Linked DNA regions of Homo sapiens: region 1 is linked to region 2. A link is a loop called in an ENCODE intact Hi-C map of the cell type or tissue named here. Cell type or tissue: endothelial cell of umbilical vein. All regions are shown on one strand. Each heading gives the region's core, and the rest is flanking DNA. Links, peaks and the distances in the headings are about the cores only. Region 1 overlaps SKI (SKI proto-oncogene). Region 2 holds the start of LOC105378593 (a long non-coding RNA gene).

The links. Peaks named below come from ENCODE experiments on the same cell type or tissue, not always from the same donor. Only the 100,000 strongest peaks of a DNase experiment are listed, where the experiment ranks them.
Region 1: it touches region 2 in a loop (5-fold over the local background); 2 of 110 quality-filtered maps call a loop at or near these places.

Annotation. Positions count from the first base shown.
Region 1 is chr1:2,270,525-2,285,489 of GRCh38, reverse strand. The region is part of intron 1 of SKI (SKI proto-oncogene); the gene reads right to left. Among named protein-coding and RNA genes, the nearest start is that of SKI, 50 kb to the right of the region's middle. RefSeq lists enhancers at 300-968, 4,007-5,206, 5,659-6,453, 6,454-7,248, 9,221-10,183 and 3 more and a silencer at 14,746-14,965. In endothelial cell of umbilical vein, for the core only: no CTCF peak of the experiment used is centred there; a DNase peak (open chromatin) is centred at 6,099; H3K27ac peaks cover 1,942 bases.
Region 2 is chr1:2,205,720-2,220,684 of GRCh38, reverse strand. It overlaps LOC105378593 (a long non-coding RNA gene), which reads right to left and starts at 13,672. Exons shown (of 3, transcript XR_946826.2): 1 at 13,584-13,672; 2 at 12,785-13,299; 3 at 11,350-12,257. LOC124903823 (a long non-coding RNA gene) reads right to left here and starts at 8,294. Exons shown (of 2, transcript XR_007065358.1): 1 at 8,208-8,294; 2 at 1-150. It also overlaps a transcript of FAAP20 not described here. RefSeq lists enhancers at 8,106-8,944, 10,267-11,120. In endothelial cell of umbilical vein, for the core only: a CTCF peak has its summit at 7,747; DNase peaks (open chromatin) are centred at 6,424, 8,024 and 12,244; H3K4me3 peaks cover 996 bases; H3K27ac peaks cover 3,619 bases.

The sequences.
Region 1 (14,965 bases), core at 2,522-10,521, 67 kb before region 2:
AGGCTGGAGTGCAGTGGCACGATCTCAGCTCACTGCAACCTCCGCCTCCCAGGTTCAAGCAATTCTCCTGCCTCAGCCTCCCTAGTAGCTGGGATTACAGGCACCCGCCACCACGCTCAGCTAATTTTTTTGTATTTTCAGTAGAGATTGGGTTTCACCATGTTGGCCATGCTGGTCTTGAACTCCTGACCTCAGGTGATCCAGCCGCCTCGGCCTCCCAAAGTGCTGGGATTCCAGGTGTGAGCCACTGCGACCGGCCTGGAAGAATCTAAGTCCATTTGTTAACACCTTCCAAATGCATGTCAAAAAGGCAGCTGACGTCAGGGCAGATGGAAATTTACTAGACAGATGGGGACAAGTCCACACGGCCACACCAACTGCCGCATGACACCTATCTCCAACCCAGACTCTGACCCTGGCCACGACTGCCCCCAGCCTCCAGATACCCTGGTGGCCCAAACACGAAATCATAAAACTTTAGCAAGAACAAAAAGGCTTTTCTGTCCTGTTAATTTACAAAATAAAACCACTTATGAATTCTGATCATCAGAAAGGCCCGCATGGTGCACCTGTGCTGTGTGTGGCACCAAAACCACCTCCACACTGCACTGCGGAGCAGGGTCAGACCCTCAGTGAGAGCACCCACTCTCACTCTCCAGCCACCGGGGCCCCCAGCACAGGCCAAGGTGGGCCCCCGTGTCCACCTGTCATTCTTACAGCCACGCCGGCCATCCACCCCTCCCTGACTCTTCCCTGCCTGGAGCCCTCCCAGCCACCCAGGGGCCAGGGAGGGCTCATAGGCCGGTGTGGGGCGGGAGGGAGCCGCCGCAAGAGGCCCATGCAGTCACAGGAGGTCCACACGGACAGCGGGCCCTCTGGGCCGGTGTGAGCTTGAATTCTACCACCCCCACACCACTGGGGTGAGCCCACTGGGGAAGGGTCCCTGCCCCCCCAGGCACCTCAGCTGCATCTGCCCTGCTCCACAGAACAGGGACAAATCTCTTCCAGACAATCTCTACTTCACACGGAGCTGCCGTTGCCCAATTAGGTTTTAGGTTTCCATGAGATAACTGTTACAAAAGAGGTCTGAGGGCAGCTCCGCCTCTACTGTGCTGACCCAGGCCAGGTCACCTGAACCTCCAAGAGGCTCTTCTCAGGCCGCCTCGGGGTGGGAGAGGAGGGAACTCAACCCTACCAGGACGTCTCGGCAGCATGGGTCCAGGGATCAGGGATCTAGAGGCAGGGCAGCAACCTGAGGGAGCCCCGGCCAGTGGAACGGGGAGGACGCTGTGTTGGGGCCAGAGCCCCCCAGGGCCGGCCTCTGGGGCCTCTGATGCAGCTGTGACACCCAAGAGGGGAGGTCCATGTGGACAGGAGATGGACCCCAAGCCCCGGGCATTCATGGACGGGGGATGGCCCGGAGGACAGGGTCTCCATGAGTTGGGGAGGGTCTGGGTCTGGGGAGAAGATGGCACGGGCACTGCACCTGCTAACAGGGCACTAGCTGCGGGCAGACAGCAGCTCTGGAGGGAAACAAGCACCTCCCCGCCTCCTGCAGGAAGGGGACGCCACAGTGGCCCCCACCCGCCAGCGGGTCAGCTTTGCTGCCTCGGCCTCCCGCCTCCTCCAGCCCCAGCAGACGCCCACGATGTTTTCTCGCCATGAAAACCGACACAACATGGTGCCAGGCCTCAGTTCTAGTGGACGGGCCTCCCGTACCCTTGGGGCAGCTTCGAACCAGAGCAGTGCTGCCTGGACTTCCGGGCCATGGGCAGCAGGGCTGCACCCCAGCACCCCACATGCACTTGAGGGGCAGCTCCCTGAAGCCCCCTGGGCTGGATGGCCCCTCGTGGTACCCAAAGCCACAAGCCTGTCCTGAACATGGAGACACAGAGACCCCAAGCCAAGGCCCAGGCCTGCAGTACAACATCTGAGCAGGGGAAGCGGCCACCAAATCCACAGCGACAGCACGATGGCTTTGGTCCTGGCCCCGGCCCACATGGTTGCAGGAGAATCACAGGGCCCTCCCTAGAAAGCCAACACCTCTCCAAGACTCTGTCCTCAAAAGGCGATGCTTGCCACCTCCTCACCCCCATTTTCACAGAGACATACTCCTCAGGAGGCCCTGCCCTCCCCCCCCTGAGGCTCTGAGTCCTTGCCCTGTCAAAGGACCTGGACAGGCCCTGGGCCAGCAACAAGAGCTCCGTGCTGGGGAGACTGAGTGAGGCCTGGCGCAGAAGTGGGGAGAAGTGTTCAACTGTAAGCAGACAGCCTCACCCATAGGAGGGGCGCACCGGCACCCTCGGAACCCAGCCTGGGACCCAGCCTCCGCACAAAGCCTCTCAGGATCCCCGACAAAGGCGGTTGGGCCGGGTGGGGGCGCCTCCCTGGCCATGGCGTGGGGTCATTCCCACGGGATCCTCCCTAGTCAGCCAAGATGCCTGCGCCCCCACAGCCACAGGAGCTGCTGGCAGATGAGGGTCCGAGACTGGCTCCCGTCTCCCAGCACCGGCAAGGGAAGCGGGCCAGGTGCACACAGGACCCCAGCCTCCTCTTCAGTGTACACAGTGGCTCAGCTTAGGGCACAGGAGGAGCTCACTGAGGTCACTGGGCCCACACCGGGGTGACAGGTCGGAGGCTGAGAACCAGACCCACCCTTGCGAATGTCACTAGTAGCATGTGCTGGGCGCCAAGGACAGGACTGGCGCCCCCGAGAGCCGGTGTCCCTGGAAACCGCTCCTTGACGGGGAGCCCAGCCTCCTGACCTTTTCCTGGGTGGGGGTAAAGGGTGACCAGCAGCCCCTACCCAGGCCCTATCATGAGGGTGGAGGGCTGGGAGCCAGCGGGCTTGGGGGAAGCAAGGCTTTCCATGGGTTCGGAGGCCCTGCCCTGGTGCCACACAAGCCGAAATACTGCCCACCCGCCCACTATGGAACTCTGGGCTTTCTTTCTGAAGATCTCCGCCACTGCCTGTCTTCTCAGGCGTCCTCTCTCTGAAGATCTCCACCACCGCCTGTCTTCTCAGGCGTCCTCTCTCTGAAGATCTCCGCCACCGCCTGTCTTCTCGGGCATCCTCTCTCTGAAGATCTCCGCCACCGCCTGTCTTCTCGGGCGTCCTCTCTCTGAAGATCTCCGCCACCGCCTGTCTTCTCGGGCGTCCTCTCTCTGAAGATCTCCGCCACCGCCTGTCTTCTCAGGCGTCCTCTCTCTGAAGATCTCCGCCACCGCCTGTCTTCTCGGGCGTCCTCTCTCTGAAGATCTCCGCCACCGCCTGTCTTCTCAGGCGTCCTCTCTCTGAAGATCTCCGCCACCGCCTGTCTTCTCGGGCGTCCTCTCTCTGAAGATCTCCGCCACCGCCTGTCTTCTCGGGCATCTCTCTCTCTGAAGATCTCCGCCACCGCCTGTCTTCTCGGGCGTCCTCTCTCTGAAGATCTCCGCCACCGCCTGTCTTCTCGGGCGTCCTCTCTCTGAAGATCTCCGCCACCGCCTGTCTTCTCGGGCGTCCTCTCTCTGAAGATCTCCGCCACCGCCTGTCTTCTCAGGCGTCCTCTCTCTGAAGATCTCCGCCACCGCCTGTCCTCTCGGGCGTCCTCTCTCTGAAGATCTCCGCCACCGCCTGTCTTCTCGGGCGTCCTCTCTCTGAAGATCTCCACCACCGCCTGTCCTCTCGGGCGTCCTCTCTCTGAAGATCTCCGCCACCGCCTGTCTTCTCGGGCGTCCTCTCTCTGAAGATCTCCGCCACCGCCTGTCTTCTCGGGCGTCCTCTCTCTGAAGATCTCCACCACCGCCTGTCCTCTCGGGCGTCCTCTCTCTGAAGATCTCCGCCACCGCCTGTCTTCTCGGGCATCCTCTCTCTGAAGATCTCCGCCACCGCCTGTCTTCTCGGGCGTCCTCTCTCTGAAGATCTCCGCCACCGCCTGTCCTCTCGGGCGTCCTCTCTATGAAGATCTCCACCACCGCCTGTCCTCTCGGGCGTCCTCTCTCTGAAGATCTCCACCACCGCCTGTCCTCTCGGGCGTCCTCTCTCTGAAGATCTCCGCCACCGCCTGTCTTCTCGGGCATCCTCTCTCTGAAGATCTCCGCCACCGCCTGTCTTCTCGGGCGTCCTCTCTCTGAAGATCTCCGCCACCGCCTGTCTTCTCGGGCATCTCTCTCTCTGAAGATCTCCGCCACCGCCTGTCTTCTCGGGCGTCCTCTCTCTGAAGATCTCCGCCACCGCCTGTCTTCTCGGGCATCTCTCTCTCTGAAGATCTCCGCCACCGCCTGTCTTCTCGGGCGTCCTCTCTATGAAGATCTCCGCCACCGCCTGTCCTCTCGGGCGTCCTCTCTCTGAAGATCTCCGCCACCGCCTGTCTTCTCGGGCATCCTCTCTCTGAAGATCTCCGCCGCCGCCTGTCTTCTCGGGCGTCCGCTCTCTGAAGATCGCCGCCGCCGCCTGTCTTCTCGGGCGTCCTCTCTCTGAAGATCGCCGCCGCCGCCTGTCTTCTCGGGCGTCCTCTCTCTGAAGATCGCCGCCGCCGCCTGTCTTCTCGGGCGTCCTCTCTCTGAAGATCGCCGCCGCCGCCTGTCTTCTCGGGCGTCCTCTCTCTGAAGATCGCCGCCGCCGCCTGTCTTCTCGGGCGTCCTCTCTCTGAAGATCGCCGCCGCCGCCTGTCTTCTCGGGCGTCCTCTCTCTGAAGATCTCCGCCACCGCCTGTCTTCTCGGGCGTCCTCTCTCTGAAGATCTCCGCCACCGCCTGTCTTCTCGGGCATCTCTCTCTCTGAAGATCGCCGCCGCCGCCTGTCTTCTCGGGCGTCCTCTCTCTGAAGATCGCCGCCGCCGCCTGTCTTCTCGGGTGTCCTCTCTCTGAAGATCGCCGCCGCCGCCTGTCTTCTCGGGCATCTTCTCTCTGAAGATCGCCGCCGCCGCCTGTCTTCTCAGGTGTCTTCAGGTTTCTCTTTAAAAGGTGTGTGGCGGGTAAGGGAAGACTCCCAGAAGTGGCTCTTTCCAAGACCATTCCGGGGTATTTTAATGTCCGGTCACTGCACTTACAGCAGACCAGGCCTTCCCCAACGAGGGTAGAAGGGGCAGCCCCCTTGTGAGAAGGGGCTGTGGTCAGACTTTTTTTTTTTTTGAGACAGACGCTTGCTCTGTCACTCAGGCTGGAGTGCAGTGGTGCCATCTCAGCTCACTGCAACCTCCGCCTCCCGGGGTCAAGCGATTCTCCTGCCTCGCCCTCCCAAGTAGCTGGGGACTACAGGCACCTGCCACAATGCCGGCTAATTTTTGTATTTTTTTTTTTTTAGTAGATACGTGGTTTCACCATATCAGCCAGGCTAATCTTTAACTCCTGACCTCATTAGCCACCCGCCTCGGCCTCCCAAAAGTGCTGGGATTACAGGCATGAGCCACCACACCCAGCCCGTGGTCAGACCTTCCAGAGGGGGTTCAGGTGGAAGGCAGACTCAGAATTTTCGCGCACCCATGCCTCGCGCTTCTCCTGAATGGCTGAGGAGTGGAGGGCTGGGGGTGGGGCCCAATTTAACCCATGTTTTAACAAACCCTACTCTAAAACTGCCTGACATGTCACAAGGACCACCGCATCACAGGCCAGTTCCCCTCACTGGATGCCCACACTGGTGTAAACTTAGGAAGAGGCTGGGCACACTGGCTCACTGCTGTAATCCCAGTGCTTTGGAAGGCTGAGGTGGGAGAATCGCTTGAGGCCAATCACACGACTGCACTCCAGCCTGGGCGACAGAGTGAGACCCTGTCTCTAATAAAAAATAAAATAAGGAAGAAAGAACTGTTCTGTCTGTGGGGCTGGGCCACGCCCAGTGCCTGGGTGGGCAGGAGAACACTCTCCCCCCAAGCCGACTCCCCCCTTCAGCCCTCCCTCGTCTCACCCACTCTGCTCTCCCCTCCCCCCTCCCCCTGCAGCTGGAGCTGTTGTCAGAGGAGGGGAGGCATTTCCTGTGTCCCCCTCCCCCTAATTCCCCTACATTCCTGGCAAGCCCAGAGGAGGCCTGAGAGAACCAGAGAGGGATGGGCGGGAACAGGCGAGAGGCCGGGAGGGAAGCCAGGCCCCACCACACACACAAGACTTGGAGAGCAGGGCCAGGAAGGAAATGGGGGAAGGGATGAAGCGATGCCCCGAGAGGGGCTGGAAAGGACGCCCACCGTCATCAGAGGGTGGTCTCTGCTGGGCACGGCCACGCCCCTTCCACCCCTCAGCCTGCCTCCTCAGGGCGTCTAGCAGGCTGCTGTTCCGTAGGGGATGCAGAAGAAAGGCCAGAGGCAGTCCCGCTCAGAGATCAGGGCCATCCCCAAAGAACTGACTGCGCCCTGAGAGTCAGGCGCCCAATGGGGCGGTGGAGGGCCCAGCCCAGCAAGGCCCCTCCGGGACACCAGGAGACAGGAGGGCAGAGTCCAGGCGACCACCCAGCAGCCACCAAGCCCCCGAGCAGCTGGCCAGAGTGACGGCCACAGCCTGCCCTTGTCTGGAGCTTACTGTCTGGGGAGGGAGATGAAGGTGGCACTTCAACGCCAGGGTCCAGGAGGCGGCAGCATCCCAGCACCATGGGAAATTGGATGGGGGGGTGCGCAAGCACTCGGGCCCTAACCAAACCTTAGCCCCAACACCCCCCACCACCACCTGGCTCACAGGGCAGTGCTCACGGCCTGTGTGCACGTGTGCGCATGGGTGCTGCCTGCCCAGGGACTGCAAGAAGGGGGGTCTGCAGGCCACGGCATCCAGCCTGGGGCAGCCTCCAGCAGAAGGGGCCACTCCAGAGATCAGGTGGGGAGCTGGGCACCCACCTGAGTGGCATCAGTGACTTCCTAAAAAAAAAAAGGCCCCAGAGAGACCCCACCCTTCTCACCATGGGAAGACACAGGAGTTGGTGGGTCTGGGGAAGCCCTCACCACACAATGAATCTGCCGGGCTCTACCTTTAGCAATGGGCAGGACAGGCCTGCTGCGCTGAGGCCACGCACAGATGGGGAGGCACACCACGCAGCCTGTCCCTGACTGTGGAGGGTGAAGGGAGGGACAGACCCAAGGGACCTGGGTAGATTTCTCCAGCAAGAGTCGTCTCCAGATCACATTTAGGAATCTGCAGTTTCACCACTGCCCTGATACAGACTGCCGTCCTCCCCCAGGGCTCCTGCGTCTCACAGCAGGACAGTGAAGGTAAGGCCCAGCCAAGCCAGAGCTGGCTGCTGCCTCTAGGCAAGGCCTCCACACCCCACCCTTGCATCACTCGTGACTCTGCCCTGTTCAGACAGCCCTGCCCATGATGGGTGGGGCACAGAGACCAGTGGGAGCAGCACTTTGGGACCCAAGGCTGGGAGCAAGTGGGTCCAGGGGACACTGGGCTCCTAAGAACCATACTGTGGCCCCACCCCAAGTGCCTGCCTCCAGACTTGCTCACCCGAGGGCGAAGCAGGCACCCAGCAAGCCGAAGCCATCGGGAGTGGGTGCATGTGTGTGTGCCCATGGTACTGATGTGTGCATCCATGTATGCCCATGGGTGCTGATGTGTGCGTGCACGTGTCCACGGGTGCTGGTGCATGTGTGTACATCTGCCCGTGGGTCCTGACGAGTGCGTTGAGTGCAGGTGTGTGCGCCCACGGTGCTGATGTGTGTGTGCACGTATGTCCGTCGGTCCTGAGTGCGTGAGTGCAGGTGTGTGCGTGAGTGCAGGTGTGTGCGCTCACGGTGCTGACGTGTGTGCACGTGTGCCCATGGGTCCTGATGAATGTGTGAGTGCAGGTGTGTGCACCCACAGGACTGACGTGTGTGTGCACGTGTGCCCATGGGTCCTGATGAATGTGTGAGTGCAGGTGTGTGCGCCCACAGTGCTGACGTGTGTGTGCACTCCATTTTCACGCTGCTGAAGAAGATATACCCGAAACTGGGAACAAAAAGAGGTTTAATTGGACTTACAGTTCCACATGGCTGGGGAAGCCTCAGAATCATGGCGGGTGGTGAAAGGCACTTTTTACATGGCAGCGGCAAGAGAAAAAATGAGGAGGAAGCAAAAGCAGAAACCCCTAATAAACCTATCAGATCGCATGAGACTTACTCACTATCACGAGAATAGCACAGAAAAGACCAGCCCGATGATTCAATTGCCTCCCCTGGGTCCCTCCCACAACACATGGAAATTCTTGGAGATACAATTCAAGTTGAGATTTGGGTGGGGACACAGCCAAACCATATCACCGTCTCTACTAAAACTACAAAAATTAGCTGGGCATGGTAGCATGTGCCTGTAATCTCAGCTATTCAGGAGGCTGAGGCATGACAATCACTTGAACCTGGGAGGAGACAGGGTGAGACTCCATCTCCAAAGAAAAAAAGAAGTTTTAAGTTTGAAAGGTTTAAACAGCCTTTCTTTTTAAACAAACAACTGTTAGCACAGAGAGGAAAGACCCCTTCCTACAGCCCCAAATGAGAGGAATCCCAGCTCCATGGAAGCAACCGCTCCAGCACCCACAGCAGCCTCCTGGGTGAGGGCCCTGCTGTGTCGGAATCTCCCCAATGCCCCATCCCTGTGGGGAAGCAGCTCCAGTGCTCATCAACACCCAAAACAAACGCATCAGGGGTCAAAGGGACCCAGGAATTCCAGAACCAAAGAGAAAAACCTCAACAGAGGCGTTCCTGAACATGTCAGGAACGGAGCTATGAGCACGGGCTCTTCATCGGGGTTCCTAAGTTACGCAAAGACAGCAATCAGGAACTCAGCAATCAGGAGCCAGAGGATGGCCACATACTCACAGTGGAGGCCACTGTACCCCTCTTGGTGGAACACCCCAGGTTGGGGTGCACGGCCTAAAGCAGGCCTAGCGCTGTCCCCAGCCCCACACAGTGAGCCCTGCCATTTTCTGTTTACAAATAAAAAGCTTCATGTTTTCTCACCATCCATGCACAATTCTGTCTCTTGCTTATGGGATCTAAAACACTGCAGGAGGTGGCTCAGGGCCTCTAGAGGCACAGACAGGGGGCCCTACAGGCCCTCAGCCCTGGCTCCCCAATCCCAGGGCCACAGAAGCAGGTGGCCCAGGGGCCAGGAGAGCAGCAGACACGCATTTCCGGCTTGCTGAACTCCCTGGAGGGTCCAGGCCAGTCGGGGCAGCCCTTCCTTTGGAGATAAATATCAAACCTCAAGTAAACGGCCTCTGAGTGCAGCAGGTGAACTTCTGAGAGCTGGGTGGAGCCACCTGGGGTAGCCAGCCACAGCCTGCTGCGCTGTCCCTCCAAGTACAGATAAAGGCAGGTGGCGCTGCAGTGGGGGTCGGGGGGTGGGGAGCAGGACCACTTCTTTTTGGGAAATGTGGCTGCGTGAATGGGAGAGTCCACAGGCCCTGTGCTCAATCACAGTAAATGCCACTCCTCACGTCTTCTCCCTATCGGAGCAACCAGCCCTTGCTCAGTGTGAACCAAAGAAAAGAACAGCTTGAAAGAGCACAAGGAGATTGCTCAATTCTCAACAGCTCTGAGAGGCTGCCTGCCCCAGGACCAGCCTGATTTCCCTTCAGGAGTGTAGGGCCTGTAAGAATTCCTGCCCGGGCAGGGAGGGTGGGCAGTGACCAGGAGCCAAGGTGCACTGGTGGGGTGGAGGCAACGGGGCCTGCCAAGGACTCTCCCTCCCAAAGAGCCAGGGGCCAGGTCCAAGGCACATTTAAAGATAAACGCTGGCCAGTGCGGTGGCTCAGCCTGTAATCCCAGCACCTTGGGAGGCCGAGGTGGGTGGATCACAAGGTCAGGAGATCGAGAGCATCCTGGCTAACACGGTGAAACCCCGTCTCTACTAAAAATACAAAAAATTAGCCGAGTGTGATGGCACACGCCTGTAGTCCCAGCTACTTGGGAGGCTGAGGCAGGAGAATGGCGTGAACCCGGGAGCGGAGCTTGCAGTGAGCCGAGATCGCGCCACTGCACTCCAGCCTGGGCGACAGAGCGAGACTCCGTCTAAAAAAAAAACAGATAAACGTCTCTGGAAAAAGCAAACTCTCCCCACACCCCTCATCCTGCCCCAGGGCTCGGGGTCTCAGACGAAGGGCAAAGCTGCCCACACCGGCCAGGCCACACCCAGATCGCCTCAGAGCACCTAAAAAGCCCCCAGAGGCTGGGGCAGCCCCACTGCTCCCTGACGGCGGAGCCACAGGAAGCCTCCTCCCTGTGGGAACCTCGAACTCAGTGACTACAAGAAACAGAAAGGAGCCGCCGTGGCGCCTGAGCGGAGCCGTGGGCCGGCCACTGCTCTGACCTCTCAGGGGCCCGATGTTCCTTCCAAGACAGAATCAGACCAGGACCCCGCGAACACATCTCCACCGGGCCCCCAAGGCTGGCCACCATCTCTAGAAGCTCCTCTCATGGGGGCAGTAGCCCTTTCAGGGTGGGGGTTCCAGGGCGAGCTTGTTCAGCTGGAGAAACACCTGGTGCCACCCCCTGTGAGGCCGCTTCAGCTTGGGTGGGTGAGAGGTGCCCAGCCTCCACCTGCTGACACACACGGCCTGGGGATGCCTGGAAAGACCAGCACAGACAGCAAGGGACAGCGAAGGCCCCAAACAATTGGAGTGCCTGTGCCCACCCTCACAAGGGTCTTGTCCCCTCTGCTGAGAGCAAGAAGCCAGGAGGGGGCCGTGGCGGCCGGGAAAGTGACTGAAGATGACTGCAGCAAGGGGCAGCAGCCGGCCCTCCTCACTCCCACCCAGAAAGTGGGGTCCCTGCCCCCCATCACGGCTGCTATTCTCCTAGGGTCCAGGGCTGCAGCCACACTGTCCAGAGGCCCCTTCAAGTCCCATCAACCAACTGTCATGGCTCATGGCCAGGGGGCAGTATCTGCCCGCTATGAGGCTCCAGCCTAGAATCCCACTTCCAGAAACATGTTAGAGGGACGTGGCCAGGTGCCGCTGGGACTTCCTGCCATGGGGCAGGAGTGGACACCATCCAGGTGGCCCCTGGGGAGGACTGACCACCCACACAGCAGAGCACACGCGGCCACGACCAGGACACGGGCCCTCGGGTGGCTGGTGGAGCGAGCGAGAGGCAGCCCCACACCACCCTCGGCGCCCACGGGGAACTGCACCCCACGCAGCACAGCCGTCATGGGTGGTCGTGACCTGCAAACCCAGCATATGGGGGCCTGGCTGAAATGCAGAGAGAAGAACCGTGAGCCGGCAGCCCCAAGCCTGGGAAGGGCCAAGAACTTGCCGGAACCAAGTATTTGCAAAGACTGATGAAAAGTTTGTGTCTTTATTTAACCAATAAAAAGCCTGCCATGGGAAAGCAGGCAAAGCACATGAGCAGAGCTCCTCAAAGGGAAAAGGAGTCCAGCCTCGGAGCAAAACCAGTGCCATTGACAAAGCGCTACCTTCCTCAATCCCCCTTACCTGGAGGTGCCTGTGTGAGCGCTCACCCAACTACAGGTGTCACCTGACCCCGGGGCTGGGTCTGGACACGGCCCGTAGGACCTGCGCACACGCATGGGCGCTCAGCATGCCTCTGGGGCGACCAGGACACTGTTGTGGGGCTGCCATCCTGGCGCTGCCGGTCAGGGAGATGCCGTCACCTTCCAGCCAGGGCAGTGAGTGAGAGGGTGGTGGGCGGAGAGGCATCCCCACCACAACCACCCAAGAGCACGTCTGCCTGCACGGCCCATCCGCACCCGGTCCACAGAACAGACAGGAGGGCCACCGTGCTCCCAAGGCCCCCTGCAGCCTCAGCCCGAACGCTGCCCACGGGGCATCTTCGAGGTCCTGCACGAGCACACTTTGGTGCAATGCTGGGGGAGGCTGCAGTCACGGTCAGGCCTCCTGGCTGGGTCCACACTCTGGTCGCACACTCGTCACACTTCTCCGTGGATGTTCTTACCCCCCACCAGGTCAGCCACCCAACCTGCACCTCTGCCCTGGCTCACAAGGCTGGGGAGGACCGCCCCAGGCAGGGTCACGGGTGTCCCTGGCTCAAGCTCAGTAACAGAGGCAGGGCCAGGCCCTCCCGTTTCCATCACAGACAGAATGAGGCATGGCAGCCACCCCGTCCTGCCCTCCCCATGCCAAGCTGAGAAGTCCCATCTCAGCCCTGTGGCTCCCAGGACTGTGGGAGGAATGCCACCCTCTGACCAGGATAGGGACCCCACAGCTGCTGTCCTTCCACATACACTTCCGAGGGTCTCCGGCACTGGCGGGAAGGAGGAGTGGCCGGCCAGGACAGGGACCCCACAGCTGCTGTCTTTCCACACCCACTACCAAAGGTCTCCGGCGCCAGTGGGAAGGAGGAGGGGCCGGGAGAAGCATGGGGCTTGGAGAAGGCAGCATGGCCAAGGCCCAGACACCCCCAGGTGGGTCTCAGACGGCCGAAAACACCCCCTTGGTCTGTTCCCGAGATGAAGGGCCAAATGGCCTCGGAAGCCATCTCAGGAAGAGCCGTGTGGCATCTGCACTGAACGCAGGTGGCACCAAATGTCTCCATGGAGGCGGGGTACAGCCTGTGTTTCCAGGGGCTCTTTGGGGCCAGCTGATGACTTTTACTACTGCTGGGACAGTTTCTCTGATTTAAGACCCAAGGTGCCTACCACCTCCCCCTCCGCCTGGAAGAAGCACAGACGCCAGCGAGCCTCGGGGGCAGGAGGGGCGTGGGAGGGCGAGGCTCGGGGCGTGGGAGGGGGAGGCTCGGGGCGTGGTGAGAACTGCCTCACCGGTCCCAGGGTCAGCACACATAGGCCGGGGCAGGGGAGACGGGAACCAGACTCCAACACGCTATTGACAGAACACTAAGGCCTCAACAGGGAGTTTTGGTTTTGATAAAAACATTCTACATTAAGGACACCATTTAAAATACATGGTTGTATTTAATTTCAGGGGTTCTTGGCAATCAATTACAATGCAAAAATAGGAACCAGTTCACCCTCCATTATTATTTTTCTAAAGTCACAAAGGGCTTCCCCGAGCCTTGGCAGGACCAGGGCTTGTGTAGCCTGTGGGGGAAGGAGGCCCCCAGACCACAGGGACGGCCACTGCCATTCAGTGCCGCTGGGAGCTGCAGACGCTGGGCCAGGGCCGTCTCCCCAACCCCCCAGCGGAGGGCTCCTGTGGAGGGCTCTGCCCCTCTTTCCACTGCGCTGGTTTGAGGGGGCAGCACGGTCTCAACACCTCTGGTTTCTATTTATGCTAAACCTGGAAGTCTATGTGTGTTTTGCTTAATTTTTAACACCATTTTTAAGCTACTAAGACATTTAAGCTTGGTAGCTAGGCTCAGACCTTTCAGTGGGTTTTTAATCCCCGGAAAGGCCGGCCCTCGTGGAAGCTCCAGCCCCGCCCATCTGTGCAGAGGGCAAGAGGTCGTGAGAACGTAAGAGACAGCAATAAAAATCGGGGCAGTGACCTTTTGACCCGGCCTCTTTGCAGGACGCAGGCCTGGAGAGAGAGCAAGGTGGCCTGGGGCGGGCAGGGGCCCCCAAGCCCCTCCGCTCAGTGCCCCTGCACCTGCCCACAGGGGCAAGTCCTCCCAGAGGAGAACAGCTGCGAGAAAGCAGCCAGTGGCCCGGAGTGTCTCTCCCAGTCCCGCCAGCCATCCACGGGCCAGGACCAGATGCATCTTCAAAAACCACTTTCTGGAAGCATCACCAGCCAATCCTCCCCAGGATGTCAACCTCTGGGGCCATCGCACAATGTCAGAATCTCCTGGCCCCTCGGCAACAGACCTGGACGTGAGGTTGGGGGGAGGCCTGCATGAGTGCTCAGAGGGTCCCCTTAGGCCACCAAAAGCCCCCTACCCCCCCCCAGGGGACCAGGGCCACAATCCCCGCCCTGGGGCGGGCCCGCAGGGACAGGCAAGGGGCCCCAGGCAATGGCGGGGCTCAATGGGACAAAGGTTCCCGAGGGGCGAGAGCAGCGTAGCACAAAAGGCGAGCGTCTGGGGTCAGCCCGGGGCAGGGCAGCCAACACAAAGCCCCTGCCGAGGGCAGCCGGGCACTCCGCGGAACCTGCCAGCATCTGAGCGCTTAATCGCCACGCTGGAGGCCGTCTGAGAGAGGGACATTGAATGAGTCTTCTTTAAAAGGGGGCTCCCAGGGGTGACACCAGCCCAGGCGCCACGCGGCTCCATAACAGGCTCCTGTGGGGGACCTCTCCCGGCGGGAGAGGCTGCCTGGTTTCTCTGGCCTGGACAGGGAGCAGCCCCCTGCGGCTCCCCCACCGAGCAGACTCTTCTGAGGGGAGGACAGCAAGTGTTCTTCAGTGAACAAAAGCCCCTGGAGCCATCAGGGAGGATGTGGCAGGGCCTGACTGGGAGGTGGGAGTGTCCAGGCCTCTGTGCTTCTCAGGGACTGTCCCGGGACCCTGGGGTCGCCAATCACAAAGGAGCCCAGGCTTGTGTGCACCCCAACACCCATCAGGAAACCCCAAGTTCTGGGGTGGGCCCAAGTCGCGCATCCCTCCAACCCCCACAGACCGTGCAGGTCACACCAGGCCCCAGCCCACTCCTCACTGGGCCTCAGTCATCCCCACAGCCCAGGCCTGAGGCCAGGCACTTGCGGCCATCGGCTCATTCACAGGGAAAGCGCCTGGCCTGGTGACATGGGCAGCTGGTCCAGCCTGGGGTGGCCCGGGACAGGGCCAGGTGCCCTGGGGCAGGAGAGGGACAAATGTGAACTTGTGCACCTCCATGCTGGTCCTCTGGAGAGTCCAGCAAAGGGACAGCAAGGATGTCCAACAGCCAAACAGCCCTGCCCTCGCCCCCAGAGTCCAGGGGCCCAGAGGAAGGGAAGCGGGAGGGGCTGGCCAGGTCCAGTCTCTGCTCCCGCCCCACCTCCAGCCCCTCTGGAGAGCAGGGACAGCCTGAACTTTTCACCTTGGGTTCAGACACCCAGAGAAAGGCCGTGAGGTGTCTGCCCGGGAGGCACGGGGAGTGCGGCCTCCTCAGCCGGCAGCTTGTTTCCCCAGCGCCCCCTCAACACTGCACACTGCCCGTTTTACA
Region 2 (14,965 bases), core at 4,504-12,503:
GCCCTGCTGAGCTTGAGCTGTCGGGCAGGCTGCAACCTGAGGCTTCTGACTGCAGCCCTGCAGTGGGGCGCTGTGAGGGTGGGGCGGAGGAGCCACAGGACACCAGAGCATCTGCTACAACCCCAGCCAAGATGGTGCAGGGTCCCCTTCCTAGTCCAAGCACAAACACATGCTGGGTAAAATAGATTTGCTTTTTTTTTTTTTTTTTTTGAGACCGAGTCTCGCTCTGTCACACAGGCTGGAGTGCAGTGGCGCGATCTCGGCTCACTACAACCTCCACCTCCTGGGTTCAAGCGATTCTCCTGCCTTAGCTTCCCGAGTAGCTGGGATTATAGGCGCCCGCCACCACGCCCGGCTAATTTTTTGTATTTTTAGTAGAGACAGGGTTTCACTGTGTTAGCCAGGATGGTCTTGATCTCCTGACCTTGTGATCCGCCCAGCTCGGCCTCCCAAAGCACTGGGATTAAAGGCGTGAGCCACTGTGCCCGGCCATTTTTTTTTTTTTTTTTTTTTGAGACAGAGTCTCGTTGTGTCACCCAGGCTGGAGTGCAGTGGCGCAATCTCGGCTCTGTGTAAACTCTGCCTCTCGGGTTCAAGCGATTCTCCTGCCTCAGCCTCCTGAGTAGCTGGGATTACAAGCACCCGTCATCATGCCCAGCTAATTTTTGTATTTTTTTTAGTAGAGATGGGGTTTTGACATGTTGGCCAGGTTGGTCTCAAACGCCTGACCTCAGGTGATCCACCTGCCTCGGCCTCCCAAAGTGCTGGGATTACAGGTGTGAGCCACCTCGCCTGGCCAGATTTGGTTTTTTTGTTTTGTTTTGTTTTGTTTTTGAGACAGAGTCTCACTCTCTCGCTCTGTTTCCCAGGCTGGAGTGCAGTGGCACAATCTCGGCTCACTGCAAGCTCCGCCTCCTGGGTTCACACCATTCTCCTGCCTCAGCCTCCTGAGTAGCTGGGACTACAGGCACCCGCCACCATGCCCAGCTAATTTTTTTTGTATTTTTTAGTAGAGACAGGGTTTCACCATGTTAGCCAGGATGGTCTTGATTTCCTGACCTCATGATCTGCCCGCCTCAGCCTCCCAAAGTGCTGGGATTACAGGTGTGAGCCACCTCGCCTGGCCAGATTTGTTTTTTAAATGTCCTGTAAAAAGGCACAAGGAAGGTAGCTGTGCAGAGCTAGAAATGAAGATAGCACTCAAGCCACAGTGGTAAGCAAGAGTGGAAACCAAACTGCCAATGCAAGCCTTGGGCCTGGTCTCACGTCCACTGAGGGCTGCTGGTTAAGGCCAGTGAGAGACAAGAGTCATGGCCACAGGCCCTTTCTGAATGGGATCTGGAACTGGGCTTCCATCATAACAATAAGAGCTAAGAAGGGTCTGTCCCAGTCCATGAAGGGGAAATGGAAATCTCTGCCCACCAGCCTAGACATGGAGCCCAGAGAGTAAGCAGCCCAGACTAAGCCAGAAGGACACAGGGCTCCAGGAAAACAAGGAACCAGTGGAAGGTAGGATGCAACTGACTAGATCAAACACTGTGTGGAGGGCTTGTTGGAAGAGGTAGGTGGGATGGGCCATAGGCACAGAGGAAACTCAGCAGATGACAGAAGAAAGCAAGGCCACTACTAACTCCAGGAAAAATAAAGAGAAAACCTAAGCAGAGTTCACTACTTGACTCAGCAGAGAGTTATAGTACAAATTATAATAGAGACATCAACTTAAACAAAAATGAGGAAATTGCTCATTTGGGAAGACAGAAGAAGAGATGGTAGGGTGGGGCAGGGAGCATTGGATAAGAGCAAAACCCTCATTCTCCAGTAACATCTCACCATGTATAAAGCTGCTAAACCAAGGAGGAGCAGCAAGAGCACATAATTGAGAAGTATGGAGAGAGCTAAGACAAAAAAAAATGGGTGAAAGCTTTGAAAGAAGCTGACGCTAGGGCCGTAATGGAGGAGCAAAGGAGGGCCAGGGCTTGGTGAGTTCCACAGAGACAATAGTTTCTACAGATTCTACAGTTTCAGTATTTAAACTGTACTAACTTTGGGGGTTCTTTTTGTTTCTTTTATCTATGTATCTGTATTTCTTTGGTAACTATTAAAATAAAGAAACACACTAGAATTCCAAACTAAAAATAACAGGCTGAGGGCAGTGGCTCACACCTGTAATCCCAGCACTTTGGTAGGCTGAGGTGGGCGGATCACCTGAGGGCAGGAGTTTGAGACCAGCCTGGTGAAACCCTGTCTCTACTAAAAATACAAAAATTAGCCAGGTATGGTGGCATGTGCCTACAGTCCCAGCTACTCAGGAGGCTGAGGCAGGAGAATCACTTGTACCCAGGAAGCAGAGGTTGCAGTGAGCTGAGATCGCGCCACTGCACTTCAGCCTGGGTGACAGCGAGACTCCATCTCAAAAAAATAAATAAAAATAAATAACAAAGAAAAATACACATTCCCATCAAAAATCACCATTATCTGGGACATTGCAAAATACTTTGGACACATCATCAATTAAAGAAGGGATCAAAATGGAAACCACAAAATGTTTTAAATTGAATGATAATGAAAACACTGTCAATGAAAATTCCTGGATGTAGCTTACATGGTACGTAGAATGTTATAGCCTTCAGATCATATATCAAAAAACAAGAAAGTGACTTTTGCCAAGTGAAGAATCTACAGATGTCTTAAAGTTTCTCTTTTGCGCTGACCTGCAATTTCTAGTTTTCTTTGTTTTTTTTTTGTTTTTTTTTTTAAAGACGGAATCTCTCTCTATCGCCCAGGCTGCAGTGCAGTGTCACTACCTCGGCTCACTACAATCTCCGCCTCCCGGGTTCACACAATTCTCCTGCCTCAGCCTTCTGAGTAGCTGGGACTACAGGCGCCCGCCACCATGCCCGGCTAATTTTGTATATTTTTAGTAGAGATGGGGTTTCACCATGTTAGCCAGGATGGTCTTGATCTCCTGACCTCATGATCTGCCCAGCTCGGCCTTCCAAAGTGCTGGGATTACAGGCGTGAGCCACCGCACCCAGCTCTTTTTTTTTTTTTTTGAGACGGAATCTCTCTCCATCGCCTAGGCTGGAGTGCAGTGGTGCGATTTTGGCTCACTGCAACCTCCGCCTCCAGGGTTCAAGCAATTCTCGTGCCTAAGCCTCCGTAATAGCTGGGATTACAGGCACATGCCACCATGCCCAACTAATTATTGTATTTTTAGCAGAGACGGGGTTTCACCATGTTGGCCAGGCTGGTCTTGAACTCCTGTCCTCAGGTGATCTGCCCGCCTCGGCCTCTCAAAGTGCTGGGATCACAGGCATGAGCCACCATGCCTGGTCGGCAGTTTCTGGCTTTCTTTTTTTTTTTTTTTTTTTTTTGAGACAGAGTCTTGCTCTGTTGCCCAGGCTGGAGTGCAGTGCTGCAATCTTGGCTCACTGCAACCTCGGCCCCCCGGGTTCAAGCTATTCTCCTGCCTCAGCCTCCTGAGTAGCTGGGACTACAGGTGCCCACCACCACACCTGGCTAATTTTTTGTATGTTTAGTAGAGATGGGGTTTCACTGTGTTAGCCAGGATGGTCTCGATCTCCTGATCTCGTGATCCGCATGCCTTGGCCTCCCAAAGTGCTGAGATTACAGGCGTTAGTCACTGCACCCGGCCCATTTTCTGGCTTTCTAAGGAAGCTGCCTTCAGTTTTGCTTGCGTTTCCTGTTGTTTCTCTCAGAGCCATTCTGCCCAGGAGAGCCCTCGCCCACCATGGGATCTTCTGTGAAATCAGTTGCCTGACCTGTACCGTGCCCAGGTGGCCTCGGGTGTGTGTCAGCCTCCCGGTGGTGGTCCCAGAGCCAGGGCCTGCCTCTTGAGATCACCTGAGGTGATGCATGGGAAGTGCTGAGCAGGGCACCTGCCTCTGGGGGGCCATGGATGGTCCTGCCATTGTGGCCATTGGGAACCAGAGGGTGAGAGCAGGTGGCCAGCAGACCACCCCACTCAGAGCCACAGCCCAGCTCCTGCCCACTCCCCACAGGGACAAAGCCAGGTAGGGCAGCAATGAGGCTGCCCAGCCTTGGACAGCCTGGGCCAGGCATTGAACCATCCCGGGAGCCAGGTGTCCACCCAACCCCACCTTGGGCTCACACCCAGAGTGTGACAGGGCCTGGCCCAGGTCCCAGGCTAGGGAGACAAAGCTGGCTCTCTCGGGCTCCCTTTCCTGCAGGAGACCCCTGGCAGCCCATGCCCAGAGACACAAGGACCTTGGAGGCTGAGGGCGCAGCAGCAGGATGTTGGGCCCGAGGGAGGGAGGGGCACAGAGGCCTCGACACCCTCAGCAGCCCGTGGCCTGGCTCTGAGGACGCATCCACAGCCTGTGGACAGCCAGGGGGACACTGGTGAGGCCCAGCCTGGGGGGCCGTGTGCTGAATTGAAGAGCCAGTGTGGGCACCCAGCCCTGCCACCCTCACCCACTGAACCCTGTCCTGGGGGCATCCTGTGCAGCCCTGGATTGTGCGCTGTGCTGGTCATAGCTGCCCGGGGCTGCAGCCACACCACGCCACGCCACGCCACCCCAGTCATTCGCCGCCACCTCCCTGCGTGCCCTCGGCACTTCACTGAGCCCGGGACCCCCAGGCCAGAGATCACTCTTGACTTAGCTGAAGCGGTTGTGTGTCAAACAGTGGGGACAGAGCGAGAGCCAGGGACCCAGCCGCGGCCTGGGCATCACCAGCATCCTCCGAGGCCCTGGCTGCTGTCCTTTACCCGGCACACAACACTGAGCACCACGAGGTGGGCACAGGGGACCCAATGGGGGCAGAAGGGTGCTGTCCTTGCCCACACAAAGCTTTCAGCCAGCACTTCTCGAAGTGGGGGACCATCCCCGCAGTGCTTTCCAGGGGCCCAAGCTGTGGCACTGTTGGTTGCAATGGCAGAACCTCATAAGTCATCACAGGCACTGTGGGACCCTGGTGCCAGGACTGGTTTCCCTCAACATGCTGAGCCAGGTGGCATTACCGCCACGTGCAGACCAGAGCATGCTGAGGCTCAGGGCAGCCTGGGACCTACTGGGGCAAGCGGCTGGTCGGGGCGGGAGGTCAGGTGAGGGCAGGGTGTGTGTGAGGGCCAGACCTCGGGGGCCCAGTGGTCCCAAGGGCAGCGGGGGCTCCTTCACGCAGGTCCTACCCTTCAGTCACCCACGGCACCTGCCCGCAGCCACCTTCCCGCTACTCAGAGGGGGTGCAGCCTCCAGGCTCAGACCAAGCCATCCCAGGGGCCCAACCCCTCACCTCCTGCTCTCCGCCTCTGCATGGACGCCCCTTGCCCCCATCCTCACCCCTCCCCATCAGCAGCAGGATACAGCCCCTCCCGCTGTCTAGGGCCATGGCCCCTCAGCCACCCTTCCTGAGAGCAGGATCTGCCCCACACTGGGCTCCCGGCACCACCCTTGGCCCCCTCAGGGAACCCCCACCCACCCCGTTCTCCTGCTTAAGGGTTTGAGGGCAAAGTCCAAGACGCTGCCAGGGACCCCTGCCAGTGTTCTGCCCTCCTCAGGCCCGAGGGCTGGCCTCCCCCTCCTCCTAGTGGGACTCCCGGTCACCCCCTCCTTGTCAGGGGCTGGCTGCCTTCCCAGCAACAGGCCGTGAGCTGACCAATGGCTGGCCTGGGCCTGGTGAGGTGCAGCTGTGCTAGGCCCTACTGCTGGCGGGACACAGGTCCCCAGGCCAGGTGCCCCTTGGCACTGTGTTTGGAGGGATGGCTCCCTCTTGGCTGGGGGCACTGCCCTGAGGACCCGTGCTGTCACCCAGGCCCCACGCGCCGCCCAGAGGCCCTTGCCCCTCTCGGCTCCCGGGGTCCCATTCCAGGAATGAAACTGGGCTGGGCCAGCCACACAGTGTGGGCGCCTGTGCAGCAGGCGGAGGGGAAGCACAGGGTGGGGCCAGGACTCCGAAAGGGAAGGGAGGAAGGGCAAGGGCGGCCGCGGGCACTGGGTCCAGCCCTGCCTCAGGGCCATCCTCAGCGCAGCATCCGTCCTGGTCTGTTTCTCAGGGTGGAAGGGCAGCTGGCACTGGGGGAGATGGCACTGCCTCCACCCATCCACCCCTCTAAGGCCCCCAGAGCTTCTCCCGGGGGTCTTGGGTGACTTAGGCCCCTTCCTCTGACATCTCGGGCCTGCTGGTGCCTGCTAGTGGGGGAGTGGGGTGGGCCTGACCCCACATCCTGCTTGGCCAGGCACCCACAGGCCAAGTGACCAGCACAGCCACCCCAGGCCTTGCCATACACTGCACCACCACGGCCTTCGCTCCCTCCCAGGCCCTGCCCATCCCCTGCCAGTGTGGGAGCCCCAGGTTGCAAAGGCCCGGGGCCCCTCTCTCCTCAAGGCAGGGCCCAGGCTCCTCGTAAGCCTGAGCCACACTTGGCTTCCCGAGCAGGCCCCTCCCGCCCCTGCCGTCATTTCTGGCAGGCCCTCTGCGTGAGCTCACGCGTTACATAAGGCATGCGAGCTATGTCTTGGGGGAATGAGAAACCCCTACACAGGGCTCTATGTCCCCTCGCCCTCTCCAGTCAAGGCCACCACAAGCCAAGGGAGGTCTGGGCGTGAGAGGTGAGACCCCGTGCTCCCCCTGCCCTGGGTGGAGGAAGGGGGTGCCCTGCCACCCTGAGAACAATGGTGTGTGCAGAAGAGAAGGGACTGAAACTCTTTGAAGATGTTCCAGGATTTAGCACCCAGGGAGCGGCGGAGACTCAGCCCCACCAGCCTCCGGCACGGAGGGAGGAAAGCGTTCCCCAGGCTGCTCAGGAGAACGTTTGTTGCTGTAGTGGGCAGTCACCTTCCAACCGGGGACAGTCACCCCCCTGCTCGGGGACAGTCACCCCCCCGCTCGGGGACAGTCACCCCCCCGCTCGGGCACAGTCACCCCCCTGCTCGGGGACAGTCATCCCCCCGCTCGGGGACAGTCACCCTCCCGGAATGGGGCTTCCTTTCTCGGGGCTGGGAATCACCCTGGATCCCTCCCCACTCGGGGTGCTCTTGGGCCATCTGAGGGCTCCTGGGTCACTCTTGGGCCTTCTCAGGGTTCCTGGGTCATTCTTGGGCCATCTGAGGGTTCCTGAGCCCAATGACACTTCTGCCTAGGCTCGCGCTGCGGGAGGAAGCAGCCAGGCGAGGTCCCCTCCGTGCCCCGGTGCAGCCTGGCCTGGGAGAGAGGAGCCCCCAGCGACACCGAGAGCCAAAACAGGGCAGAGTTTCTCAGAGGTGGCACCCGGCCAGGGAGCCCCTCGCGGCTACAGGGTTTCTCCACGGACTCGGCCATCTGGGGAGAGCAGCCCAGAGCCCTCGAGCCTCCTGCTGTATTCTGTGGCCTGGGACTTGGGGGGACCCATTGAGGACACTGGGACGCAGCCAAAGGGAGGTGCAGACAGTGTGTACTGGCGTTTCCGGGGACCAAGCCCAGAAGGAGCAGGACGGCCACCTCCTGGCCTGGAGGAAAATCCTGCTTCCTGGCAAGAAAACCACCCCTAGAGGAATAGGACTGGGGTGCAGGACGCTTTCTCAGGCAACCGCCCCTTTCCTTCTCCAAAACTGGGGCAGGAAAAGAGCATTCAGGCCAGGCAGCGAAAACCCCAGCTCTGGTACCTCCCGCCCCAGCAGAGGCCGCCTGGAGGCACGGAGTTCCGGCCTGGATGAGGCCTGGGAAGCCCAGCGACTCACAGGCCACGGCCGCTTCCCCTCTCCGAGGAAGGAAAAGTCCCTGCAGCGCGGCCTCGGCTAAGGCTCCGGTGCCCAAGCAAAGGAAGGGAGCGTGCTTGCAGACGCCTCCTGCTGGGAGCCTGCCACGCCCGCCACACCCTGCGCGGGGACAAAGCTCTCCGTGGCTGTGGCAGGGACACACCGCGTGTGGGTGGCTGCAAGCCAGCAGCCCCGAGCGGCCCCTCCCGCTAGACTCCCAGCCTGGGCCCTCTGTCCTCCAGGCAACGAGAACATGGATGCCTCGCTTTTCAGAGACTCGCGTTCTTGGAACTTACACCCTTTTGGGTTTGCTATTTTTACCCACCCTGAGCCTTCCGGTCTCCATGGCGACGCCTCCAAACAGCAGATTCCAGGCGGCAATGACGTCATCTCTCCCTTTCCTGCCGCCCAGGCCTTGGAGGTACTGCTGCCTGGGGCCGGGGGTGGGGGTGGGGGGGCTGCAGGGCTTCCCTGGCCCCCTCCCATACCCACCTGGTGCTCCCCCAACCAGAGATCCAAGGCCTGTGGGCCACGGCTGCGCCTCTCCTGACTCCAGCTTGCCCGTCTGTCCTTGGGGGCAGCGTCCTTCCTTCTCTCGGCCCCTTGGAGCAGCTCTGCGGGAACCCCACAGCAGCCCAGCGGATTGAACGCAAAAGACAGCCACCCTCCTGCTCCGGATCCTGGGAGGAGGCTACACGCTGGCGCTGAGACAGCAACCTGCCTGGCCTGGGAAGCCCCCCGCAGCCCCTACATCAGAAGCTTGCTCTTGGCGCAGTGGCTCACGCCTGTAATCCCAGCACTTTGGGAGGCTGAGGCGGGCGGATCACGAGGTCAGGAGATCGAGACCAACCTGGCTAACACGGTGAAACCCTGTCGCTCCTAAAAATACAAAAAAACAAATTAGCTGGGCGTGGTGGCGGGCGCCTGTAGTCCCAGCTACTCGGGAGGCTGAGGCAGGAGAATGGTGTGAACCTGGGAGGTGGAGCTTGCAGTGAGCCGAGATCACACTACTGCACTCCAGCCTGGGCGACAAAGCAAGACTCCGTCTCAAAAAAAAAAAAAAAAAAAAGCAGCAGCTTGCTCTCGGCCAGGCACGGTGGCTCACGCCTGTAATCCCTGCACTTTGGGAGGCCGAGGCAGGTGGATCACCTGAGGTCAGGAGTTTGAGACCAGCCTGGCCAACATGATGAAACCCCGTCTCTAATAAAAATATAAAAAACTGGCCGGGCACGGTGGCTCATGCCTGTAATCCCAGCACTTTGGGAGGCCGAGGCAGGCGGATCACAAGGCCAGGAGATGGAGACCATCCTGGCTAACACAGTGAAACCCCGTCACTACTAAAAATATAACAAAAATTAGCCGGGCGTGGTGGCGGGTGCCTGTAGTCCCAAGCTACTGGGGAGGCTGAGGCAGGAGAATGGCGTGAACCTGGGAGGCGGAACTTGTAGTGAGCCCAGATTGCGCCACTGCACTTCAGCCTAGGCAACAGAGCAAGACTCTGTCTCAAAAAAAAAAAAAAAAAAAAAAAAAAAAATATATATATATATATATATATATATATATATATATAAAATTAGCCAGGCGTGGTGGCAGGTACCTGTAATCCCAGCTACTTGGGAGGCTGAGGCAGGAGAATCACTTGAACCTGAGCGGCGGAGGTTGCAGTGAGCCGAGATCGCGCGACTGCACTCCAACCAGGGCAACAAGAGCGAAACTCCGTCTCAAAAAAAAAAAAAAAAAAAAGAAAGAAAGAAAAAGAAAAGAAAAGAAACTTGCTCCCAAGAGAGGCAGTGGCATGGCGGCAGGGGCCCAAGGAGCCCACAGATGGCCAGAGTAGGGGTATGGTGTACAGCACGGTCTGCTAGGCACCCGCCGTGGTGCCCAAGGGCATCCAGCCCCTGAGAGTGAGTCTGTCAGAACACCCTGGCCCCAGGTCGCACAGCTCTAGGGCTCCAGCCCGGGCAAGACAGGCGCTGCAGGGCCCGGCCCCACACCCTGGTCCCAATCAGGCATCTGGATAGGGGCAGCAGTCGCTAAGCCCAGGCCCAGGTCCCCCGCAGCAATCGCCAGCTTGCGTCCCTGTCTGGGACCACACTTTACCCAGCTGCCTCTGCAACGCCAGCCTGCAGTCTGCCCTCAGCCCAAATTGAGGATGGGGACACCTGGGGCTGGATGGCCACTGGTGACCAAGGTTGGGTGGGCAAGGCTACCCATTCCCAGGGTCACCCTCCAGGAGAAGAGCCCCAGCCCTGGTGCATGTGTGTGCTCTGCTGTGCATGCAGAGACCCACAGAAATGCCACAAGTCTTGGCAGTGTCTTGCAAAAGGGACTAGTGCTGCCCAGAAAGCTTCACAGCCCCCGGAGGGCAGGAGGAGCCCCGAGGAGCCACCCCCACCCAGCCCCCAAGGCCCCCTTACCTGGGGGGTTGCTGGGGTCTCATTGCCGAAGCAGAGCCTGTGACTAGATCAGCCCCACCCCCACCTGGCCTCCTCCCCAAAGCAGGCGTGGAGGGTAGGAGGGCAGGGTCTGGGGTGGGGGAGGCGGCAGGCAGGGCTGTGGGCGCCGTGGGGGGCTGGAGCTCTCAGCACAGGCTGGGTGAAGGTCACAGCCACCCCCTGTCCCGCCAGCACCCGGATGGGAAAAGAGGACCCTCAGCAGGTGTCCCACTGGCCGACATCGCCACTCCCAGAAACGATACAGAAAGAAGGTGGTTTCGAGGCTCACATTCCTACCCTCCCGCTTGATTTCAGGTGTGAAGTCCCAACTCGCCTCTGTCTGACACGGGCAGGCACACTCGCAGGTCTGGGCACGAGGCAGGCAGGTGAGCCGCCCATCTCCAGAGCCCCCAAAGACCCTGTCACAGACAAGGTGCCTGGAGAGCACAGCCACAGGGCACTAGGCAGGGCCTTTTCCCCCAGCTCCCCTCAGGACCCCCCACCCTGAGGCTGCATTCCAGGGTGAGGTGCTGGGAAGAGGCCTCTCAAGAGGGGGCCCAGTGGGACAGAGGCCCCGTGAGCGTTTCAGTGCCCAGGACAGGTTCTGTGCTCCCTGGATGGAACCTGGCTGCAGCAGGGATGTGCGTCCACTGAAGCGCCTCCTCCGACAAGCTCTGTCTGGACAGAAGGCAGGAGGGAGGCTGGAAGGCTGGGAGCCTGAAGGGTCCTGGGGGTGTGAGCAGGGCAGGAGGGAGGCTTCACGTGGAGGGTGTGGAGTTCCTGGACGAGTGGCCCATAGTCCTGCACAAAGTGGGGTGGCCGAACGCCACCAGCACCAAGCAGCCCCCCTGAACTTCGTGTGCCTCGGCCTGCTGCCCTCCCCCTGTTGGCTCAGGATCCAGCTGTCCCCGCTGAGCCCCACGGGAGGCCCCTGGCCTGAGCTCTGGTCAGCCAGATGTGTCCTGCCCGACAGGGTCCGGGTGCAGGCCAGGGGGCTGGGCCCTGAGGGCGCTGGGTGGGTGAGTGTGGAAATGGTTTCTTCTGTGGAGTTGACTACATGCCTCCCTACAGCAAGCACACGGACACAGCGGAGAGTTCCTGTTCTAGAGAGCTGGCAGCTTCCTTGGGAGAGCATAAAAAATTAAGTCTCCAAATGTTCTATGTTGGATGGGGGTCCATGTTCTTAAAAGGAATAGACGAGGGTAAGTCGAGAGGTGCTGAGTTGGAGGAGGGCTTCCTATGAGGTCCATCTCAGCAGCCCTAAAATGGGTGTGGGATAAGCTTTCGGGGCGGGGGCCAGCAGCGCAAAGGCCTGGGGGCAGGACGGTGCTTGGTCCCTGCAGGATGCATGCAGCAGGTGGGGGACGGAGTGGTAAGAGAGGACGCGAGGGAGGGGGTGGCAGATGGTGGGTAGAGGACACCGTGCCTGTTTGCTGTTGACCTCCAGCTTTGCTCCCCTGGGGAACCCGGCCTGGGGGGCTCTGCTCCTAACCTGGGAGGCTCTTGACAGGCCAGGGTGGAGCAGCTGCTGGGTGCAGTGAGTGGGGTCCGGGCTTTGTGCCTCCTGCAGCTGTGAGGGCTCCCTGAGGTGCTTGAGCCCATGACTCCCCATCCCTCCACTTCCCTGCTGGGAAAACTGAGGGCCCAATAAGCGGAATCGATTCAAAACAGATGAGGCTATTTTTTTTCTGAACACTTTGTTTCCAGTCCCACCCCTAGCCTGGCACAGAGCTGGAGTGACTGGCTGAGGGGAGGGCTCTCGCCTGGCCCGGCCCAAACCCCTCTGGGGCCCCTGGCTGGCCCCTCCCAAGCCTGCCCAGGGAGCTGCTGCCCACAGGCTTACCCGCTCTGGCCGAGCATGGGGGTTACATAAACAGGCACATTCGTGACTCCAAAGGGCGAGGCAAGAGGCTGCAGGGACCCAGGTATGGGCTCAGGGTGCTGGGGCCACCTGTACCAGCAGCTGCCCCACAGATGCTGCAGGGAGGGGCCTGGTACTCACCCCCTCCCAGCACCTTCCGCACGCGGGTCCACCTCCAGGCCAGGCACTGCCCTGCGGGCTCTTGTCGCCATGAGTAATGTTTAACTTGGAAGGGCCCGTGGACAACTGCAGGGGAGAAGTTAACAACAAGTTTGGATTGCAATCCGCTTGCCAGGAGGGGGGCAGAGAGAGGAAGGGAGGGAGACAGGGTAAAGTTGAGAGGAAGAAAAGAGACCAGAAGGCGGGCTGGAGGACGTGCACTGCAGGGAGGCAGGGCTGAGAGGACACCCCTGGCCTGGGACCCAGGGCCATGGTCTGTGTGCAGCCAAGGCCCCGGGCTCCCAAGAAGCCCAGGCCCTAGGGCCAGGTGCCCGTTGTGCCCAGGGGTGGGAGCTCTGAGGCTGACTCCCTGGCAGTCACCCCCCCAGGCAGGGGCTGAGCCTCCCACGCCTCAGTTTCCCCTGCAGAAAACACCCTGCATCCAAGACGGGCCTTGGTGTCCAGCCCTGGGGCGGAAACACCGCACGCATGTCCACACACGTGCAGGCACGCGGGCACACACAGGCTCACATGCCTGCACGCATGCGCGCGCGCACGGACACACACACACACACACACACACACACACACACACACACACACACGGGTGTTACCAAAACGGCCCCGCCTGAATCGCTGAGGCCTCGACCCAAGGCCGGAAAAGTCCATGACGCTGGAGCAGGGATGAGGTCCCATTCCAGCAGGCTGGGGGAGGGCCGCCGCACTGGAGCCGGGACAGAGCTCTCCCCAAACAGAGGCCTCCTGCAGCACAAACCCCGGCCTTTTGTGGGGTCAGTGCCCACAGGGTTGAGCACCACGTGCCTGGCTGGGCAGTGCTCCTGCCAGGGTCCCCTTCTCCACTGTAGGAAACACGGCTGCTCCTGCAGCCGCGTCTGCTCTGCTGCATCTCCAGCTCCTGCCAGGCATGGTGTGCGCGGCCCCAAGACAGGGAGTTTCCAGTGCGTGAGTGGGAGTCCGGGCCCCGGGTAGGGCCGATGCCGAGTGGGCGACGGGGAAGGAGAGCGTTGGGCCAGGGATCAGGAGCACACGGCTCCTCTCCCGCCTCCATCTCCGACAGCCCAGATGACCTGGGGGCAGCTCCCTGACCTTGCGGGCTCACTGTTCTCACCTAGAAAAGAGGAGAGCAGCTTTGACTGTCTTCAGCCTCTCCCAGCTCCAGTTATCTACCAGACCACGCCCAAGAAGGCCGGCGAAGGGTGGGGGTTCATCCTCTGAAGGATTAAGGGGACAAGACACCCTGGATGCACAGGCCATGTGGGCCTGCCCAGCTCTGCCCCCACCAGGACCCAGCTCTGCCAGCAGACTGGGAACCTGGGGCACCAGCTCCCTTGGGCCAGGCAAAACATCACATCCACCCCTCACCGGCCCAGCCCTCACTGGCCCCCCACTCACCTCCATTCCAGAATACAACACCTCTCTCTGCCCAATCAATGTTTTTTCACAAATGTGGACTTCGACAGGAAACAGTGCCCTCCTCCCCTGACCTTGCCGTGTTTTCGGGTTTGTCCCTGGGCAAGTCTCCCCTCCTCCTGGACAGAGTGCAGGTCACCGATCTGAGGCAGGGAAGAAGCTGGCTGCATGGGGAGCCACACCTCCCAGGCAGGAGGCCGTGGCCTGGGGCTCGTGGGCCAGGGGTCCCAGAGCCTTTTTTTTTTTTTTTTTTGAGACAGTCTCGCTCCGTTGCCCAGGCTGGAGTGCAGTGGCGCCATCTCAGCTCACTGCAAGCTCCACCTCCCTGGTTCACACCATTCTCCTGCCTCAACCTCCCGAGTAGCTAGGACTACAGGCACCTGCCACCACGCCTAGCTAATTTTTTGTATTTTTAGTAGAGACAGGGTTTCACCGTGTTAGCCAGGATGGTCTCGATCTCCTGACCTCGTGATCCGCCCGCCTCGGCCTCCCAAAGTGCTGGGATTACAGGCGTGAGCCACCACGCCCGGCCCCCAGAGCCTTAGTCTCAGAATCACACCCACCCCACGGTAGGTGCTCAGAGCGACCTTTTCCCACTTCTGGGATCCCTGCAACTGTTTTTTCACTGGAGTTAAACAGTTTCGTTTTATACCTCCCAGCCCAGGGCGTCTGTCACAGCTTTCCAATCCATGAGCCCATCAATCGGACTGGACACAGATAAACTGGGACAGGACGCCGGGTGGCAAAGGCCGGGAGAGCTGGGCCACTCCCTCCAAAAGGTACCTCAGACCGGGGCTGTGCAGGGCTGCAGGAGACACAGGGGGACCCCGTATGGCCCGTTAGAGACAGGGTCTCCCGGATGGCAGATTCCTGTAGCCTCTCTTCCTCCTTCACGCTTTGTTTCTTAAGGGGGAAATCGACCATTGCTGCCTTTCCACAGACAGGTGGGTGAGTACCAACAGGGAAGTGAACTAACAGGGAAAGGCCCTGCCCCCCTCCCATGCTAGAGTGGCCATGCGAACGTAATGATGGAGCCCCAGTGCAGGGACGCCCCTCTCCTGCCTGGGCCCTAATTGGCACGGCACCTGCAGGCCGAGCCCTGGGTCCCCATCCCTGCCGAGAGCTCGGCTCTCAGATCAGACCGAAAAGGAATGAAGACCTTTTAAGGCTTCGGACAGGTGTGCGGACAGGTGGGCCGGGGCCCGGGTAGGGGGCGCAGGCCCGTGTCTCCCGATGCCCTTCCCAGCCTCCCCCTGCGCTTCGCCGGCGATCTGGGCACAGTGGCGGAGGGACTCCCGCGCACATGGGAGGAGGGCGGCTCAGCCTTCCAGTCCCCGGGCGCGCCACTGAGGCCTGCGGCGCAG